Linked DNA regions of Homo sapiens: region 1 is linked to region 2. Evidence: chromatin contacts called from ENCODE Hi-C or POLR2A ChIA-PET data. All regions are on one chromosome and are shown on one strand. Each heading gives the region's core, a stretch centred on a gene start or an enhancer-like site at or near the end of the contact. The rest is flanking DNA. Distances are from core to core; before and after follow the strand shown.

The links. Hi-C counts contacts between places; a loop is a spot of excess contacts on that map. ChIA-PET counts read pairs that join two places held with the same protein, here RNA polymerase II (POLR2A). Pooled maps may share reads with other maps.
Region 1: POLR2A ChIA-PET joins it to region 2 with 12 read pairs in activated naive CD4-positive, alpha-beta T cell. The contact joins two enhancer-like sites. A Hi-C loop is called at or near these places in 4 of 50 pooled maps. POLR2A ChIA-PET finds 5 or more read pairs at or near these places in 13 of 52 experiments (B cell, CD4-positive, alpha-beta T cell, Caco-2 and 9 more).

The regions. Positions count from the first base shown.
Region 1 is chr1:31,981,724-31,986,315 of GRCh38, forward strand. No RefSeq gene overlaps it. Among named protein-coding and RNA genes, the nearest start is that of KHDRBS1, 30 kb to the right of the region's middle. RefSeq lists an enhancer at 3,630-3,699. Within about 2 kb of position 3,153, at least 9 of the 41 ENCODE cell types and tissues checked have a DNase peak (open chromatin) inside an H3K27ac peak, as active enhancers do.
Region 2 is chr1:31,900,819-31,905,779 of GRCh38, forward strand. No RefSeq gene overlaps it. Among named protein-coding and RNA genes, the nearest start is that of PTP4A2, 35 kb to the right of the region's middle. Within about 2 kb of position 3,676, at least 5 of the 41 ENCODE cell types and tissues checked have a DNase peak (open chromatin) inside an H3K27ac peak, as active enhancers do.

The DNA of each region.
Region 1 (4,592 bases), core at 1,903-4,402, 80 kb after region 2:
TATGTTTTTTTGTAGAATCTATGTGCTTTAGTAATGTGGAAGGGAGATCTCCCACCAAAATGTGTGGTGAGGTAGGCCTGGGTCACTCCCCAGACCAGGATCCCCCAGGCTCCAGGCTTTCATCTTAGCCCTGTAGTAACCCCCTCAGAAAAAGAATGCTTCTTTCCCATTTGTTCCAGCAAAAATCCTAAGATTGCTCTGATCAACTACCTTGGTTCTGTGCTTAACATTGACCCAGTTACAGAACTAAAGGATGGAATATGCTGACTTGTCGGGCCTGGGTGATATGCACATCCTTCTCTGCAGCCACACCCCAACACACGGAGCAAGAATGGAGAGATGGCTCCTAGCGAAAACTAGACTACTGAGAGGAGGGGAAAGAATGCTGAGCAGGCAAAACAACAGATGATCCAGGGATTCAGGCATTGACACTGGTAATTATAAGCCAGTGTGATAAATGACTTGACAGGAAGGAACTGGCACTGGAAGACAGCAGAGGAAACACCTAAACCAGAGGAAGTGGCATGTAAGCTGAGACCCAAGGAGGAGGTATCCAGGGCAAAGAGGGTGTGGGGTGGGGAAAGGAAACAGGCTGTGCATATTTTTATTTCCTTCCCTCCCTCCCTCCCTCCCTCCCTCCCTTCCTTTTTTTGAGACAGAGTCTCGCTCTGTCACCCAGGCTGGTATGCAGTGGCGTGATCTCGGCTCACTGCAACCTCCGCCTCCCAGGTTCAAGGGATTCTCCTGCCTCAGCCTCCCAAGGAGCTAGGATTATAGGCGCCTGCCACCACCCCTGCCTAATTTTTGTATTTTTAGTAGAGACAGGGTTTCACCATGTTGTCCAGGCTAGTCTCGAACTCTTAACCTCCAGTTATCCACCTGCCTCGGCCTCCCAAAGTGCTGAGATTACAGGTGTGAGCCACCACGCCTGGCCACATTTCTTGAAATGTGTGAGATTGGGGCCTAAACATTCACAGAGTCCGTGAGGATGAAGATGATGGGCCAGTCTGGGTGCCCTGGAGTGGCCTGAGCAGAAAGGAAGGAAAATGGATTAGGGGCTGAAGAGGAGATGAAGCTTTTAGTTTGGATATTGATCCTGAGGGGCACATGGGTCATTCTGTTAGAGATATCAAAGAGCCAGCTGAATATGTGGGTATGGCATTTGGGAGCAGGATCTCTGGACAGAGATCTGGGTGTGATCAGCACAAGGATGACCATTGAATGACCATCAGTTAAGGTCATCAAATGGTTACTGAGTGTAGGAGAGACATCCTTGGGTGAGGGGACCAAGTGGGAACAGACTCTTCAACAAAGACATCCAGATGGCCAAATAGCACAAGAAACAAGCATGTAAAAACATTATTACTGGCCGGGCTTGATGGCTCATGCCTGTAATTCCAGCACTTTGGGAAGCCGAGGCGGGCAGATCACTTGAGGCCAGGAGTTCAAGACCAGCCTGGGCAACATAGCCCGACCTCATCTCTACAAAAAACTTAAAAATTAGCCAGATGTGTTGGCATGCACTTGCAGTCCCAGCTACCCAGGGAGCTGAGGCAGGAGGATTGCTTGAGCCTGGGAGGTTGAGGCTACAATGAGCCATGATCATGCCACTGCACCCCAGCCTCGGCAACAGAAAAAGACCCTGTCTCAAAACAAAAAATATTATTACTTATTACTATGTGGGTAGATACATTAAAACAGTGAGATACCACTACGTACCTATCAGAATGGCTGAAATTTGAAATTAAAACGACTGACAATATTAACAACTGGAATTCTCATACACCACTGAAAGGAGTGTAAACTGGTACAACCACTTTGGAAAACTGGCGGTATTTACTAAAACTAAACATACGTATCCCCTCTGACCTAGCAGTTCCACTCAAATATATATAGCCAAGAAAAATAAATGGTTGAGTCTACCAAAAAGACATATGTAAAAGAATGTTTGTAACAGCATTATTCAGAATAACCAAAAGCTAGAAACAACCCAAATGCCTCCATTGTTATATGTTCATTTGATAGAATACTATACCACATACATAAAAAAACAAGTACTAAGTACTAACATGGATGAATTTTATAGCTATAATATTGAGTGAAAGAAGCCAGAACAAAAATAATGTACACCATGCAATTCCATTTAGAAAAATCTCAAAAACAGGTATAGTTAGTTGATGGTAATGGAGGTCAGAAATAATCGTTTCTATTGTGACAGGGGGTATGTCTGAAAGGCGGCCAAGAGAACCTTCTAGGGTCCTGGAAATAATCCGGATTTTGATCTGGTTGATGGTTATACAGGTATATACATGTATAAAACTTCAAGTTGGGTGTGGTGGTATGTGCCTATAGTCCCAGCTACTCAGGAGCCTGAGGAAAGAGGATTGCTTGACCCAAGGAGTTTGAGGCTGCAGTAAGCTATGATTGCACCTGTGAATAGCCACTATACTCCAGCCTGGGCAACATAGCAAGACCCTGTCACTAAAAACAAAAACAAAAACAAAATATTTTTAATTTAAAAAATCAGACAGTAGGCCGGGCATGGTGAGTCAGGCCTATAATCCCAGCACTTTAAGAGGCCAAGGCAAGCAGATCGCCTGAGGTCAGGAGTTTGAGATCAGCCTGGCCAACATGGTGAAAACCCTTCTCTACTAAAAATACAAAAAATAGCTGGGCTTGGTGGCAGGTGCCTGTAATCACAGCTACTTGGGAGGTTGAGGCAGGAGAATTGCTTGAACCTGGGAGGTGGAGGTTGCAGTGAGCTGAGATCACGCCATTGCACTCCAGCCTGGGCGACAAGAACGAGACTTCGTCTCAAAAAAAAAAAAAAAAAAAACAGAAAGTATTCATCTAGTTGCTCATTTAAGGTTTGTGCACATTACCGTATCTATTTTATACCTAAAGGTGGGGGTGAAGGAAAGTTTATCCCCTCTTCCCAAAGCCAAAATTAGTACTGATCCAGGGACTGTGGATGCTTTACAATTTGTGATATGATGTGACAGTTTCATGAGGCCCATCTTGATGAAGTTCCCCAGGACAAGAGCCTCTCTTTTGATTGTTTTCTCTACTGTTCCAAAGCATCTATACTGGGGCTCAGATCACAGCAGGCCCACAATGTCTGTGACTCAGTATCTGCTTGGAACAGCACACCCAGCCCTTCAGTGTTCAACTCGACACTCACTTCCTGAGTGTCTGCTCTATGCCAGGCCTTGTGCTGAGAGCTAGAGGTACAAACACAAGTAAGACAACCATCCCTACACTTGAAAAGTGGCCAAGCAAGAGGTGGGTACCCCAGGATGAAGGACAGGAACTTGCAGCAGCCAACCCATCCATCAACACATGTAAAATAATATTAGTAACAAATAACCACCATTTATGAACTGCCAGGTGCTTTATGGTGTAACAGATTTTTTTTTTCTTAATTGCTATTTTAAACCACAACTGCCTGCAGCTACTTTTGTCTATTAGGGGAGTGGCACAATTTTTCTCTGGGTAGAGGGTTCTTTGTTTGGGAAAATACTTCATAAGTTGCTTTGGCATGAAGAATGAAGCTCTCCAGAGCTAGGGCAAGACAAAGACAGCTGAACTGCTTTGCAAATTAGAGAAAAATGTGGCAGCAGAGGGAGCGGGGGGTCTAAACGCAGAAGGAAGGGAGACATTAGGAGATATAGTTAGAGAGATCTATGTTGCTTTTGTTTTCCCAGGCTCAGTGCTTTAGAGAACCATCCCTTTGCCTTACTAATCTTACTTATTCTTCAGGTTTTACCCTTCAAAAATCACTTCCTTATACCACACAGCCACCAAAAAGAATGAGGTGAAGCTCTCTGTACTAACATGGAAAAAATGCCCTGGGTATATTGTGAAGTGGAGGCAGGGGAAGTCACCAGCTGGATAGGAGCGTAGTAACAACCCCGTTTTTAAAGAGGACGGCCCTGTATATGTACTTACACTTGAATACATTTGGAAAGTCCCCCGGAAAAGTACATAACACTCTGTTAACAGCTGTTACCACCAGGGAAGATGGTGGGGAGTAATTTGGAGCTTCTGATTTCAATTTTTATCCTTTATTTTTAAATATTTTACCATGAGATTTTATCTCTATTTGTTTATTTTTTTATCTGTTTTTGAGACAGGATCTTGCTCTGTTACCCAGGCTGGAGTGCAGTGGCACCAACACAACTCACTGCAGCCTCAACCTCCTGGGCTGTAAGTGATCCTCCTGCCTCAGCCTCCCAAGTAGCTGGAAACACAGGTGTACCACACCAAGCCCAGCTCATTTTTTAAAAACTTTTTTTTGTAGAGACTAGCCACTACACTGCAAAGTGCTGGGATTACAGGCATGAGCCACCTTACCCAGCCCGAGACTCTTAAAAACGGGGTAGGCTTGGTGCAGTGGCTCACGCCTGAAATTCCAGCACTTTGGGAGGCAAGGCAGGAGGATTGCTTGAGGCCAAGACCAGCCTGGGCAACAGGGTGAGACCCCTGTCTCTCTGAAAAATTTAAAAATTAGCCAGGCATGGTGGAGCATGTCTGTAGTCCCAACTACTCTAGAGGATGAGGCAGGAGGATCACTTATAGCCCAGGAGGTCAAA
Region 2 (4,961 bases), core at 2,426-4,925:
GCTCTTTCATACTTCCACTGCCTTGTATTATTTCCTCAACCTGAAATGTACTGTCCCCACATCAACCTTTTTTTGTAAGTGTACAACTTAGCAGCATTTAATGCAGTCACACTGTTATGCAACCATCACCACTGTCTAATCCCAGAACACTTTTATCACCACAGAAAGAAACCCTGTCCCCGCCCTAGCCCATGTAACCGTAATGTCTTCATTTCCCTTGTATATATGTAGAATTGAAAATTGTACATATTGGAATTGCTGGGTCATATGGCAAGTGTTTAACTTTTTGAGAAACTGCCAAACTGTTTTTCAAAAGTGACTGCACCATCGCTTTATATTATTACCAGCAATGTATAAAGGTTCCAACTTCTTCATACCCTTCCCAAGACTTGTTATGGTCCATCTTTTTTATGATAGCCATTCTGATGGATGGAACATGCTATCTCATTGTGTATCAACCTTTTCTATCTCATCCTTCAAAATCCAGCTCAAACATGCCCACTGCAGCATCTCCTGATGTGCTCCAGGGCAGTTTTAGTTACCCCCTAGTATCACAGTACCATAATTCGTCTATGTCTCTATCCATACCCATTCATTCAGTATCCACTGAGCACCTGCTGCATGCCAAGCACTATTTGAGGTGCTGAAGATACGGTGAACGAAACACAAAACAAAAAACAGCTATGCCTTTGTTGAGCTTATATTTTGGTGGGGGAAACAAATAATTAAAAGGTCGAGGCCGGGTGCAGTGGCTCACACCTGTCTGCAATCCCAGCACTTTGGGAGGCCGAGGCAGGCGTATCACCTGAGGTTGGGAGTTTGAGACCGGCCTGATCAACATGGAGAAACCCTGTCTCTACTAAAAATACAAAATTAGCTGGACGTGGTGGCACATGCCTGTAATCCCAGCTACTTGGGAGGCTGAGGCATGAGAATTGCTTGAACCCAGGAGGCGGAGTTTGCAGTAAGCCAAGATGGCACCATCACACTCCAGCCTGGGCAACAAGAGTGAAACTTTAAAAAAAAAAAAAAAAAAAAAAAAAAGAAGCTTGTGAGATGGTGGTAAGTATTACAGAGGACACTAAAGCTTAGTGGGACAAATAGGGTGGCCATGGAAAGCTTCACTCAAGCTAACATTTGAGCAAGAATTAAAGTTAAGTTTCCACTATGACACATCAGTGAGAGATGAGAGGGAGGTATTGGATATGGGTCTAGAATCCAGAGAATAGAGTCCAGGGAGATAGAACAGAAGTGTAGAAGCTAATGAGGAACCAGAAACCGAAACTGAGGTGTGGCAACTAAACTAGGTGAAAACTCAGGAGTGTAGTGTTCTAGAGGCAAAAACCTGTATTCGTTTTCTATTGGTGCTATAATAAATTATCTCAAACATTGTGGCTGAAAACAACACAGATTTACCCTACAGTTCTGTAGAAATCCTACATGCAACCAAAATCAAGGTGTTAGCAGGCTAAGTTCCTTCTTGGAGGCTGTTGGGCGAATCTGTTTCCTTGCCTTCTCCAGGTTCGAGGCTGCCGTCACTCCTTGGCTCCTGGCCCCTTCCCTCCACCTTCAAATAAATCTCTGATCCTTCTATCCTAGACACATCTCCCTCTGACCTCAGCTAGGAAAGGTTCTCTGCTTTTCGGATCCATGCTATTAGATCAGGCCTACCAAGATAATCCAAGATATTCTTCCCATCTCAAAATTCCGAACTTAATCACACCCACAAAGTCCCTTTGACATGTAGGATAACATTCACAGGTTCCAGGGATTTAGAACCTGGACATTTGAGGGGGGGTTAGGGGAGAAGGGCATTATTTTCCTACATGCAAATGAAGCATTTCAAAGAGGAAGTGGTCAACTGTACCATATGCTGACATGTCAAAGAAGTTATGAAGGTGGGCACAGTGGCTCATGCTCATCATCTCAGCGCTCTGGGAAGCGGAGGCAGGGGGATCATTTGAGACCAGGAGCTCAAGACCAGCCTGGGCAACATAAAAAGACTATGTTTTGGCCAGGCACGGTAGCTCACGCCTGTAATCCCAGCACTTTGGGAGGCCGAAGTGGAGGGATCACTTGAGGTCAGGAGTTCAAGACCAGCCTGGCCAACATGGTGAAACTCCATCTCTACTAAAAATACAAAAATTAGCTGGGCGTGGTGGCACGTGCCTGTAGTCCCAGCTACTTGGGAGGCTGAGGCAGGAGAATTGCTTAAACCCAGGAGGTAGAGATTGCAGTGAGCCGAGATCGCGCCACTGCACTCCAGCCTGGGCCACAGAGCAAGACTCCATGTCCTAAATAAATAAATAAATAAAGGCTATGAAGACTATGTCTCTCCAAAAAAAAAAAAAAAAAAAAATTTTTTTTTTTGAGACAGAGTTTCGCTCGTCACCCAGGCTGGAGTGCAATGGCACGATTCTCCTGCCTCAGCCTCCCGAGTAGCTGGGACTACAGGCATGCATCACCCTGCCTGGCTAATTTTGTATTTTTAGAAGAGACGGGGTTTCGCCATGTTGGCCAGGCTGGTCTCGAACCCCTGGCCTCAGGTGATCCGCCCGCCTCGGCCTCCCGAAGTGCTGGGATTACAGATGTGAGCCACCACACCCAACCAAAAAATTTTAATTAGCTGGGCACAGTGACATGCACGTGTAGTCCTAGCTACTCAGGAGGCTGAGGTAGGATCGTTTGAGCCCGAGTTCAAGGTTACGGTGAGCTATGATCATGCCACTACACTCCAGCCTGGGTGACAAAACAAGACCCTCAAAAAAAAGTTATGAGAATTGACCATCGATCGGGGTGATCCTTTTTTTTTTTTTTTTTTTTTTTTTTTTAGACAGTCTTACTCTGTTGACCAGGTAGGAGCACAGAAGCATAATTTTGGCTCACTGCAACCTCTGCCTCCCAGGTTCAAGCGATTCTCGTGCCTCAGCCACCCAGAGTAGCTGGGATTACAGGCGTGTGCCACCACATCCAGCTAATTTTGTATTTTCAGTAGAGACGGGGTTTCACCATGTTGGGAGGCTGGTCTTGAACTCCTGGCCTCATGTGATCTGTCTGCCTTGGCCTCCCAAAGTGCAGGCATGAGCCACTGCACCCAGCCTCTGGCGATCTTTAACACGGGCTGTTCTGTGGAGTCAAAATCCTCATTGGTGCAAGCTCAAAGGAGAGAAGTAGAGAGCATAGATAGATAATTCTCAACTTGTACTAGAGAAGAGCAAAGAAGCGGGATGACAGCTGAAGGGGCAGATGCGGGGTCAAACAAGGATTTTTTTAAAATATGGAATACTAGCATGTTTATAAGCTCATGGGAATGATCTAGTAGGGGGAAAAGTTAATGAGCAGGACAGAGAAGGAAAATGGCTACACCTCTGGGCCCTTTGAACAGGTTAAGGGATGGAATTTAGCACACAAGTGGAAGAGCTTGCCTTAAATAGGGCAAGGACAGGCCGGGCAGTGGCTCATGCCTGTAATCCCAGCACTTTGGGAGGCCAAGGTAGGCAGATCATGAGGTCAGGAGTTTGAGACCAGCCTGACCAATATGGTGAAACCCCGTCTCTACTAAAAATACAAAATTTAGCTGGGCTTGGTGGCATGTGCCTGTAATCCCTGCTACTCAGGATGCTGAGGCAGGAGAATCGCTTGCTCCCGGGAGGCGGAAGTTGCAGTGAGCTGAGATTGCGCCACTGTACTCCAGCCTGGGTGACAGAGCAAGACTCAGTCTCAAAAAAAAAAAAAAAAAAATTGGGCAAGGACAGTCTGCCTATAGTAACTAAAAGACAGTAGCACAGATGCAGGTGGGTGAGTAGATGTGATGGGAGGAGCTTGTGAAAATTTTATTTCTAAGTTTTAAAAAGTCATAAGCTGAGAGGATGGCAAAGGTGTTAAAAATTTAAGAGAAAGTGTAAATGGGATAGAGAAATGTACTAGGATTGAGAGGTTTTGAGGCTCATGTGAGGTCATAGCTTTAGTTTTCAAGACAGGGTCTCACTATGTTGCCCAGGATGGAGTGCAGTGGCTGTTCACGGGCACAATCATTTCACAATGTAGCCTCAAAACTCCTGGGCTCAAGTGATTCTCTTGCCTCAGCCTCCTGAGTAACTGAGACTTAATAGGCGCGTACCACCTGGCCCGGGGAGGTCATGACCTTAGAGAGACTGAATCAGCATGTTCAGTTGTGTAAGTACTTAAGTGCACAGAAAGTGGAGTACTGAACTTAACCAAAAATGGATTTTAGCCAGGGAAGTACAATGCAACAAGAGATGGGGCAAGGCTGAAAAGCTGATTGTCACAGTGCATCACAGAACCTAAGCTAGGTAATGAAGGACATGAAGAAGTGAAAAGAGGTGAAGAGAAGTGGCAGGATCAATGAATTCTGAGACTCGTCTCGCTGTCACCCAGGATGAAGTGCAGTGGCACAGTATCAGGTCACTGCAACCTCAGCCTCCCATGTTCAAGCAATCCTCTCACTTCAGCCTCCCGAGTAGCTGGGACTGTAGTCCAGATGGTAGTGCGCCACGACACCCAGTTACTTTTTGTATTTTTTGTCAAGTTGGGGTTTGGCCATGTTGCCCAGGCTGTGGATCAATGATCTATAAATAGTACTATAACCACCCACTGTAACTGTTTTATGTCTACATATCTGACACCCCCTCCAGACTGAGGTACTCCAAAGTGAAATGAGTGTCGTATCTTTTCCTAGTATCTGAGCATGTTGTTACCTGGGTGGATGGATGCTTACCCATAGTGAAAGGGAAATTCCACACTCCCAAATCCTGATATATTAATACAGAGCTGTTACTTCCTCATTGTTCTTTAATACGAATTCAAGTACAAAGTTGCAATGCTTCACCAAAACCTATGGTATAAATAAGCTGGGTGCAGTGAGAGACTACTCAGAATGGCCATAGTATATGCGATTATTGACTCTGTGAATAGCCACTGCACTCCAGCCTGGGAAGCAC